Linked DNA regions of Homo sapiens: region 1 is linked to region 2. A link is a contact called in ENCODE Hi-C data. All regions are on one chromosome and are shown on one strand. The core of a region is the stretch at or near the end of the contact, and the rest is flanking DNA. Distances in the headings are between cores, read along the strand shown.

Evidence for each region. Hi-C counts contacts between places; a loop is a spot of excess contacts on that map. Pooled maps may share reads with other maps.
Region 1: a map of Caco-2 shows a loop between it and region 2 (4-fold over the local background). The contact joins the promoter of MACROD2 here to the promoter of TASP1 in region 2. A Hi-C loop is called at or near these places in 1 of 168 maps with a recorded cell type or tissue (Caco-2) and 5 of 50 pooled maps.

Annotation. Positions count from the first base shown.
Region 1 is chr20:13,993,836-13,999,357 of GRCh38, reverse strand. It overlaps MACROD2 (mono-ADP ribosylhydrolase 2), which reads right to left and starts at 3,842. Exons shown (of 18, transcript NM_001351661.2): 1 at 3,549-3,842. The coding sequence starts at 3,594. It also overlaps a transcript of SEL1L2 not described here.
Region 2 is chr20:13,636,146-13,642,016 of GRCh38, reverse strand. TASP1 (taspase 1) reads left to right here and starts at 3,085. Exons shown (of 14, transcript NM_017714.3): 1 at 3,085-3,123. RefSeq lists a silencer at 3,185-3,334 and enhancers at 3,525-3,614, 3,228-3,728.

The DNA.
Region 1 (5,522 bases), core at 2,593-5,092, 360 kb before region 2:
AATATAACGGAAATCCAGAAGACAATGAAGGACTGAGCAAAAGAAGGAAAGTGAGAACAGCAACTCCAAGTTCACGTGAAGCCCTATGAAAGAAAAGTGACTCTAAGGTGGAAGAGATCCGAGCACTGTTACAGGCAATGGAGAGGAACCTGAAGACACCAAGAAATTAAACATACCCAAGAAAGAATACATGATGGTGCAAGAACTCAAAGAAGATATGGGATAAAGAGCACAGCAGAAAGATTCATCTTACACACAAGGAAGAAAAGTCCTTCCTCTAAGATAGAACAAAGTCAAAAGGACATGTAAAGGAACAGACCAATGAGACTATGCAAGAGGATGTTAGGGCTGTTCATATTACATGGCATTTATTTTCTCTGTGAATTTTTTTTTTTTTTTTTTTGAGACGGAGTCTTGCTCTGTCATTCAGGCTGTAGTGCAGTGGCGCGATCTTAGCTCACTCCAACCTCTCCCACCTGGATTCAAGCGTTTCTCCTGCCTCAGCCTCCCGAGTAGCTGGGATTACAGGCGTGTGCCACCACGACCGGCTAATTTTTTGTATTTTTAGTAAAGACGGGGTTTCACCGTGTTCCCCAGGATGGTCTCAATCTCCTGACCTCATGATCCACCCGCCTCAGCCTCCCAAAGTGCTGGGATTACAGGTGTGAGCCACCGCGCCTAGCCCTTCTCTGTGAATTAAAAAGGCAATGTCATCTCTTTAGTATGGGGGATAGGGTCTTGAGAGAACAGGAAACTTGAAGGGAATGGTAAATTTAGAATTATCACATAAAGGCAGAAAAGGGAGATGATTAGCAGTATGCCAAAGCAGTGCTAAAAAAGCTCAGATCACAAATAAAAAATTATTACAATATTACTGAGCAGGTTAAAAGACATTATGAAGCAACTGACAGTTTTTGTGAATGTCAAAAGGTACATACAGAAATGCAACCTGGCCTCTGTTGTTCCAGTTATTTAAAAGTTGAAGTGTGAACACTTAAAAACGAGATCAATTTAAAACAAAACAATGAAATAAGTTGCAATACTTGAAAATGCACATTAGTGGTTCTGAATTAGGACTCAAAATACTAGATCAAACATGTTTATTTAAACATATGTGGTCTTCAGAACTCCTTAATTACTTGTTTAAACAATGAAACATACTGGAGGCCACAAATATATATGCATTTTCTTTGTCATTTCATAAAACTTTTATTTAAAGAATGCTTCACCTTTACAATGAGTCCTTTCTCTGTGAACCAAGCAATTAAGTAGGCAGACCTATTTATTAAATGGTATACTGAGTTAAAAATATGTTTATAGAATGCCTTGACATTTCAATGAGGTAGGTAAGCCTTCCTTTAGCTTTAAAGGACAGCTGCAAAAATACTATACCATCAGCTTCCCAGTGGGCTGAAAGGAAAAAGGTCATGCATCCCATCAGCTTCTCTAATACTAACTATGGTACTAGAAATCCTTAGCTCTTCCTTGGGGGTATAATATATATTTTATATTTAAATATTCCAAACATAGACATCCTGAAAAAAAGAAACACTGAGATATGCATTAAAGTCTTCGTATCGCAGTAACGTTTTCCTTTAACATTAAACTTCATGCAAAAATAACTTAGTTTTGGATAATTACTTGTTAATTGCCTTATTTAATGGTGCATTTGCTTCCTTAGGAAAAAAAATTGGTTATATATTCTCCATTATTAGAAGAAAAGAAATCAAGACATTAAAAAAGATTCTAAAATGCCTGCTGGTCACAGTCCAACTGTGTAGATGTTAAATGAAGGAAACATTATAACGTTATTACTTGAGGAACACTGTTTTTCTATTATGACAGAAAAATAGTTCTTAAGTACTCACTATAATTTCATCAATGATTCATGTTACTGAAAACAATGTCTATGTCTTCCACTGTTTTGCCCTCATTATCATCAATTATACAAAGCGAACATTTCAGCATCATCAATAAACATGGGCATAAATGATTTTTCAGTGCTCACAAGGCAAATCCTTGTTGAAAGTGTGTTGAAACTAAAGTAACTACTACTGAAAAAAACAAAGCAAAATTATTTTACACTACTTTATCTATCAGGCTATTACTCTCGACAGCATTTGATTTATAACACCAGAAGTGTTAGCTCTCTATAAACCCATAATTATTAAAACATAATTAAATGACTAAACTTTCAACATTTTTAAAGATCATTTTAATTGTGTTGTTCGGTTCTATTATTAAATCTTCCTGCAGTAAATTTGAAAAAAAAAATTCCCTCCTCACGCCTTTGTTCGTGCATTGTGGAAGCCGATCCTATATAGTGGATTCTTTTTCCACATTAATTCCCTTTCTTACCTCCACTGTTTTGCCTTCGTGTTCATAAAGGCCGGGACTTGCAATAAAAATCTACAGGTTTTAACGAACTATTAACAAGGAAATCAACTTGATACCTAGTCACCCCTATATCCTTTTGTAAAGATGAGGTACCAGGAGAAATGCGCACTACCCTCAATAGACCTCACCCTTGCTATACAGGTTTTAGTTTATTTTAGCAATAGGAGTGCAAGAAGTTTTTGCTACATTTCTGTAAATAGCTAAAGAATGAAAAGGAAAGAGGTGTGAAAAGGAGGGTGAAAAACGCCAGAGACACTCAAGTTAGAATATTACCAAACTGTGATGGGATAAGCGGGAGATCTTGGTGGGAGACGCTGGATCGTACACTTGTGTTTCTTAAAGAATCAGTGCCACTGTCAATCTAGCTGATTTAGATAAACCTTATACGCACAAAATTCAGAGATGGGTTCATACAGAGTGACATTAGTCACAAAATCTTACTCTGAGCAACTTCAGCCCATGAATGGGGATGGAATACAGAGAAACACACTGTTGGGAGAACAGCCCATTCAGACTTCTCTGAAGGCACTTATCCTCACGGACAACACGCTCGTTTTAGGGCTCCCCTAGAGTTCCAGGTTTCAAAAGTCACGCTGCGGCAGCGAAGGAAGGAAACCTAGACAAGGGGTAAACACCCGATGGTGGGTACGCTTTGCCATTCGGGGGCTGGGGGGACAGGGGCGAGAAGGAAAGAAATGAGGGTGCACGGAGCGCGGAGGCACAGCGGCAGCTGCAGCCTGAGCGCCCGCCGACGGGCACCTGTCCGCGGGACACCCAGGCCGGCAGTGCCCAAGTCCCAGCTGCGGTGCAGAGGAACTTGTGCCGCGCCCGGGGCTGCCGCCTGGGGGTCCCCGCCGCAAGCGAGGCGAACGCAGCACCGCCTCGGGAGAAGGTGACGGGGTGCCGAGGGCAACAGAGAGGGGCGTGCGCCCACACGTGCGCGAGCTGCAGGTGCCCAGGGGCGGCGCGTGCACGCCGGAGTGCGCGCGAGTGTGCGCGTGTGTACACACGGACACCGGAGGGAGGCGGCACCGGCCGGGAGGGCGCGAGGCGGGAGCTCGGGCGGAGGGCGCCGCGGCACACACAGCCTGACCCCCGCCCCCACCCTAACCCCCACCGCCCGCACCCCCAGGACTCGACGGGCCGGTTACCTTTCTCCTCTCTCCACACCTTTTTCTTCTTGTTGCTGGGGTACATGTTGCCGTGGGGGTGGCTGGCTTTAAGCTGCAAGTTCCCCAGGCTCACGGGCAAACAGGGTGTGTGTGGAGTGGGAGGGGTGGGAGGGGGCACTCAGCAGGGAAAAAGTGAAAGAGGCTCTGCGTCCTGCGCTGCTCGCCGCTCGCCGCTCTCCAGTCGCCGCCCTCCTCCCTCAGCCCGCGCTCGGCTCCGGCTCCCACCCGCCTCAGCCCCGCGGACGCCGCCACAGCAGCACCTCAGAGCCTGTCAACTAGGTCACGCCTCGCGCTAACCTAACACCCGCGCAGGCACCGCCTACCAGCCGCTAGGCAGCGCCGCCTCCCATTGGCTGCACTGCCCGCCGCTCTCCGTGTTCTAGCCACGGCGCGCCCCAACTTGGGCCCCAGGGCGCACGCGCAGGCGCAGGCTCGGGCTCGACGCCGACGACGCTAGGGAGCTGGAGGGGGCGGAGCCAGGGAGCGAGGGGGCGGAGCCAGGGAGCGAGGGGGCTGGAGCTGTCCTCGAGACGTGGGCGCGGCGTGAAGCCGACGCCTAGTGGGAGAGGGAGGTGGACCGCGCTTACCGCTGGCCTCTTGGAAGACTTGAGGGCGTGGCCTGTAGAGCCAGGTGCGCCAAGTGACAGGCGAGCTAGCGGAAAGCCGCCTCAGGGACTTGGAGGATGTAGAAGTGGGAGGAGACCGAGGGTCAACACGAATTGTCCGTGCTCACTCCAACTGCCCTGTTGAGGAGGATTTTCACCAGGTAATCTGATGCTTTCCTCTGGGTGGGCAACTAAAAAAGACCAAAAGAAATGAAAGTATTGGCAAATGGTTCCACATCGTATGCAGTTGGCTCCTCAAACCTGTAGTGAAAATTACAAATTTCATTGGAATTTGGTGAAGTTTAGAAAGAACAAATGTAGACTGCGATACTCAAGACGGTTTTAAGAACCAAGAAGTTGCGGACAACCAAAATGTTATATTGAAAACACGTCTTACGTCAAAACAAATCCAGATGCCTGTTAACCAGAGCCGAGTGGTCTTACTTTATTCTACCAATTGCTTAATGTTAAGACGCAGGTCCAAAAAGCTGGCTTGATTCTGGATAATACTCACCTGGCGGGTTCTGAAAATCCAGTTTCACTAAAGTCCGCCACATGAGTAGGGTGACCTATAATTTAGAAGTTTGGTACCCTCCCCCCAAATTTGTTGTGTTTCTATATATCAGATCATCTTCAAGGCTAATTGAGTGGATGTTGTAAATCCACATTTATTTGGCAGTTTGGGTACTTGTTATATATATTGGGCAAATAATTATTTGGAACACATTTTTAAAAAATAATAGAAGAGAAAAGGAAGAAAGGGGGGAGGCCCCAAAAAGAATTGTAAAGAATGGAATATTTTTAGTAGTAGGACACTCTCATAAGGATGATTCACAACATGGTAAGGTAATTTTTGTTTTGTCTTTTTTTTTTTTTTTTTTTTTTTTTGAGGCAGAGTTTCACTCTTGTCCCCCAGCTGGAGGGCAATGGCTCCATCTCAGCTCACTGCAACCTCTTTCTGCCAGGTTCAAGCAATTCTCCTGCCTCAGCCTCTGGAGTAGCTGAGATTACAGGCATGCGCCACCATGCCTGGCTAATTTTGTATTTTTTTAGTAAACATGGGTTTTCACCGTGTTGGCCAGGCTGGTCTTGACCTCCTGACCTCAAGTGATCCCAAAGTGCTGGGATTACAGGCGTGAGCCACCGTGCCCAGCCTGTTTTTCTTTTAATGCTGTGAAATACGAAAAAAAATAGATTTGGGATAAATAAAGAAGGCTTCAAGAAGGAAGTGACATTTGAGCTAGTAATAAAAATATGTACTTATTTATTGGCACTAGAAATAGAAAGAGGTCTTTGATTAGAGACATTACCAGGGAAGAATAAATAAAACCTGATAATGCAATAGATT
Region 2 (5,871 bases), core at 1,836-4,335:
CACAGACCCTGTATGATCCTCTCCCCTGGAGTGTGGATGGAAGCTGAGAATATGATGGCCATCCCTCCTGAAACTTGACGACGAATCATTGACTCTGTGTTCATCAAAGGAGAGATTATCCTGGGGGACCTGACCTAATCAGTTGAGTCCTTTCAAGGTGGAAAAGTCAGAGAGGACTGCTCCTCCTGACCTTGAAGAAGACAAAAGTGGCCAGCTCTACAGCTGCAAGGATTTGAATTCTGCCAATCACCTGAATGAGCTTGGAGAATCGCTCTGGGCATCCGATGAGATGGCAGCTCTGACTGACACCTTGATTTCAGCCTTCTGAGATCTGAGCAGAGACCTGGACACCTGATCCACAGAAACGGAAATATTACATTTGTGTTGTCTTAAGCAGGTGAATTGGTGTTAACTTGCGGCACAACAATTGAAAACTATCACTATTGTTCTGCTACATTTCTGACACATGTGTTAAAGCAATAGTTTTCCAGGAATACAAAACAAAGGGAGACCCCCAGGGAACCAGGACAGAGGGGGCTTACTTAGAGTACAAAGATCAAGATGCAGCAGACATGATTATTTGAGATAAAGGAAGTAATTCCTCAGCTTGCTGCTTTTCCGGGTTTGGGAGAGGTGGGAACAGGAAGAGGGAGGCAACCAGATTTTTTCTGAAGGAGATTTACTAGTATAGACTTTCCTTTCAAATTTAACATGTTGAGTTAATCAAATAGATATTACAACTGTTCGTTATTAATATTTCAAAGGATCTCATTGTTACTGTACCCAATGCAGGTTAAAAATGTTAAAACTTGGGTCTGGGCTGGGCATGGTGGTTCATGCCTGTAATCCCAGCACTTTGGGAGGCCGAGATGGGTGGATCACCTAAGGTCAGGAGCTCGAGACCAGCCTGGCCAGCATGACAAAACCCCATCTTTACTAAAAAGACAAAAATTAGCCGGGCGTGGTCACGGGCACCTGTAATCCCAGCCACTGGGGAGGCTGAGGCAGGAGAATCACTTGAACCGGGGAGGCAGAGGTTGCAGTGAGCTGAGATCGCACCACTGCATTCTAGCCTGGGCAACAGAGTGAGACTCTGCCTCAATAATAATAATAAAAAAAAGGGTCCGAAGAATTTTGTTACTTTTACTTGAGCAGTATTCACCTACCAGAGGATGGCCTGTGTGGCATCTGGGTGTGATACCCAAGACAAAAGTATACAGAGCAGCACTGGGAGATGATTATTACAATGTAGTTAAATTCCAGGAAGAATGTTGCCTAAGAAATGGAAGGGAGCATGTCTATGTCTTTTTAAAACTTTAACATCTTTCTTTTATTCCTGCTGGTTCCAGTTAATATTGCTGTGTAAAAATCCACTTTAAAGGTGCAAAAGAACAACTATTTTATTATGCTGATGGATTCTGCGGGTGAGGAATTCAGAAAGGTCACAATGGGGATGGTTTATGTCTGCTTCCTAATGCCTGGGCCAAACTTTCTGGCACTATATAACAAGGGCCCCATTTTCTCCAGCTTCCAATAACATCTTCCTTAGCTCCCTTTAAGCCCTCATTGGCAGCTTCCTCAAGTCCTTTTAGACTCTTGTTAATACTTTGGATCCCTTCCTGCTCTTGCTGCTTCACCTAGTTCCAAAGCCAGTGCCACACGTTTTACTTTTATGATGTTATTATGTTATGTTTTGTTATAATATCCATCCTACTTCTAGGTAACAAAATCGGTTTCAGTTACTATTGCTATGTAATAAACTGTTATTCTTACTATGTAATAAACTTCTTCCCCTTGCCCCTCCCTAAGAAGTCAGTGGTAGAAGAGAAAGAAAAAAAGCCCCAAGTTACATAATAAAACCACATAGGTTATATTTATAATAATGGTATCAGTGGTTCTCGAACTTTTTGGTTTCAGCATACCTTTATACTCCCCAAAATAGTAGAGAACACTCCAAAGCTTTTGTTTCTGTGGGTTACATCTATTAATATTTACTATATTAAAAATTGAATACAAAGCTGAAATGTGGCTGGGTGCGGTGGCTCACGCCAGTAATCCCAGAACTTTGGGAGGCCAAGGCAGTAGGATCACCTGAGGTCAGGAGTTCGAGACCAGCATGGCAAACATGGTGAAAACCCGTCTCTACTAAAAATACAAAAAATTAGTCGGGTGTGTATCGAGCGCCTGTAATCCCAGCTACTCAGGAGTCTGAGGCAGGAGAATCGCTTGAGCCCGGGAGGCAGAGGTTGCAGTGAGCCGAGATCGTGCCATTGCACTCCAGCCTGGTTGACAGAGTGAAACTCCATCTCCAAAAAAAAAAGAAAAAAACCAACAAAAAACTGAAATGTTAAAAAGTTATTTAAAATAACAATAATAAACCATTATGTGTTAATATAATTAAGACATTTTAATGAAGAATAAATATTTTCCAAAAACAAAAAAATGTGGTAAGAAAAGTGTTATCTTTTGCATTAGTGTAAATTCCTCTATAGCTGGCTTAAAGAAGCCAGTTAGATTCTCATTTCTGCCTTTACATTCAGTTCGACGTGATGTTTTGGTGGAAGTATAAGGAAAATCCATCAGTCATGGGTCATCAAAACCCATGACTGGGTTTCGGTCTTACATCCTAGCCGATAAAAGACCGCCTACACTCCTTCCCCCTGGGCAAGGCTCGTGCCCCAACTCCTACAAGCAATGCAGGCTGAACCTTAGTTTTCCCTACCGTCTAACAGTGCTCTAAGGATTGAAAGAAAGTAACTCTTAAGCGACACCTAGATAAAATGATGGTCAGTTTAATTTCATTTCTCATCACAGTATTAGTCAATCAACCACTCAGATATAATCACATCCTGCGGGCTTATTCAGGGGCGGGGTGGGTAGAGATAAGCAATAGCGCATGCGCAGCTCAGAACGAAGCCCCAGGTGGAGTTAGCGCTGCACCTCTGAGGCCAGGTGAGCCGCTCCGAAGCGGAGGGCGGAGTCAGAGCCGCTTGTGGGAGGCTGCTTCCGACCACGTGGTACCCCGAATGACCAATGGGGAGACTTGATGTCAGCCCCGCTTCCTCACCCTGGCAACGGGCGGGTGACTACTTCCGGTGCAGTGAAGGCTCGGGGCTGAAGCGGGTGAGTGTCCCTCTTTCCCACGCTGTCCGCGCCGCTGCCGCCTCCGCGCTGCTGCCTCTGTGTGTGGGCCCCGTACGCTAGCTGGGACGTCCTCTCCGGGTCCGAGAGGGGGCGGCGCGCAGGACACCCCTTGCCCCGGGCGGGGCTAGAGGAGGGGGCCAGGATGTCCCTAGTTCCCTAGTCTTGGTCGCTCTAGGCGGCCCCGTCGTCCCCCTTCCCAGCCTCATCTCCGGCTTGGCGTCCTCGTGGCCACCGGGGAAGTACTGTCTGTATGTGGGGAGTTCTCGCAGTTCTTCACCCACTTTGCAGTCTCAGGCTGGAGATGTCTCAGAGTCCGAGGTTCGCAGACAGCCGAGAATGTGCGCCTTGTCCTGGGTGGCGGGTTGGGGGTAAGGCAGCCCCTTACTTAGTAATAGAGGCCTGATGAGAGTCCTGCGGGTCGTTAGCACTTACTACTCAGGGGGAGGAGGAGGAGGAAGAAGAGGAGGAGGAAAGGACCGAGAAGATGGAGCAGCTGGAGAGGAGGGGGGGAAAGCAGGAGCTAGAGATGTCCTGGAAATCGAGGGTATCGTGTTTCCGGAAGGAGAGAGTTCAACTTTCCTGGCTTCTGTAGGGGAGGGGAAGGAAAGGTGTGTTAGGGGCCATTAGATTGCTGAATTATTATTATTCTTTATTAGCGAAGGAATTTTTACTTATATTCTTAGGAGTTTAATAATTTATCTTTTTTGTTGTAAATAAAACTTTTCCCCACCACTTACAAAAAGCAGTGCTTACTAAGGAACATCTGGAAAATGCAGAAATAGTTATGAAGAGATCACCTATAGTTCTGCCAACCCAGCATTTTGATCTTTTTTCTAATATTTTATTCATATTAACCTATTTGTGATCATAATGTATGCGTGTAAAATACGGTTATAACTAAGAGGCATAGTTACATACATTGTGTTCATTGCACGGATAGATTGTCTTTTTTCCTCTTGAGAAAGTCTTATTAAGGTATTCATGCACCATAAAATTTATTCTTTAAAATTGTAAATTTCAGTGCTTTTTCTCATATCGCAAAGTTGTGCACCCATCACCACTATCTACTTTCAGAACATTTTCATCACCCCCAAAAGAAATCCTATACTCATGACAGTCACTCCCCATTAGATTCTCTGCTTTCTCTCCCAGGCCTTGTAACCACTAATCTACTTTCTGTATCTATGGATTTTCCTATACTGGCATTTCATATAAATGGAATCATAGAATATATGGCCTCACTTGTCTGGTGTCTTTCAGTTAGTATGTTTTCAAGGTTCATCAATGTCTGTGTATCAGTATTTCATTCTGTTTTATGGATGGGTAATGTTCCATTGTGTGAATATGCCACATTTTGCTTAACCATCATCGGTCGATGGACATTTAGGTTGTTTCTACTTTTTGGCTATTTTGAATAATTCTGCTATAAACATCTGTGTACAAGTTTTTGTATGGACATACGTTTTCAGTTCTCTTGAGTATATACCTAGAAGTGGAATTGGTGGGCATATGGTAACTCTATGTTTAACTTTTTGAGTGAGTGCCAAATGTTTTCCAAACTGGTTGCACCATTTTACATTCCCACCAGCAGGTTATAAGGGTTCTGATTTTTTCATATCCTTGGGAGCACTTATCTTTCTTTTTGGTTATAGCAGTCTTAGTGCTTATAAAGTGGTAGCTCATTGTAGTGTTGATTTGCATTTCCCTGATGGCTAATAATGTTGAGCATCTTTTAATGTGCTTATTGACCCTTTGTATATCTTTGGAGAAATGTCCATTTAATTCCTTTGCCCATTTTTAAATTGAATTGTCTTATATTAAAGTTGTATGAGTTCTTTCTATATTCTAAATGTAAGTCCCTTTCCAGATACATGATTTGCAATATTTTCTTGCGTTTTCTCCCATTTTATGGGTTGTCCTTTTACTTTCTTGAATGGTGTCCTTTATCTACTTAGAATTTTTTTTTCAAAGACTTGTCAAGTGCAATAGGGAGGATATTTAGAGTTAATTTTTCTGTATGATGTGAGGTAGGAGTTCAGTTTCATTCTATTGCATGTGGCTATCCAGTTCTAGCATCATTTGATGAAAGGACTGTCCTTTCCTCCATTGAATGGTAGAAACCATTTCAACACTCTTGTTGAAAATCAGTTGATCATAAAAGTGTAGGTTATTGTTTTCTTAACCGTTTTTCTGTATTGGACATTTAGGTTGCTCCCAGATTTTTGTTATTCTAAATTATCCTGTGTTAAACATGGTATAAAAGGCATAAAACCTTTTCTCTATTTAGTTATTTTGGTAGAAAGTTTTCTCAGAAGTGGAATTACTGGTTAGAAGATGAATTTAAGTATGTCCTGGAGTTCATTTAATGAGGCATTAAACCTTCAATATCACGATGTTAAAAGCAACAACACAAGGCTGGGTGTGGTGGCTCACGCCTGTAATCCCAGCACTTTGGGAGGCCCAGGCAGGCGGATCATTTGAGGTCAGGAGTTCAAGACCAGCCTGACCAACATAGTGAAACCCCGTCTCTACTAAAAATACAAAAAAAAAAAAAAAAAAATTAGCCCGGCATGGTGGCCTGCGCCTGTAATTCCAGCTACTCAGGAGGCTGAGACACAAGAATCGCTTGAACCTGGGAGGCAGAGATTGCAGTGAGTTCAGATCATGCCACTGCACTCCAGCCTGGGTGACAGAGTGAGACTCTGTCTCAAAAAAAAAAAAAAAAAA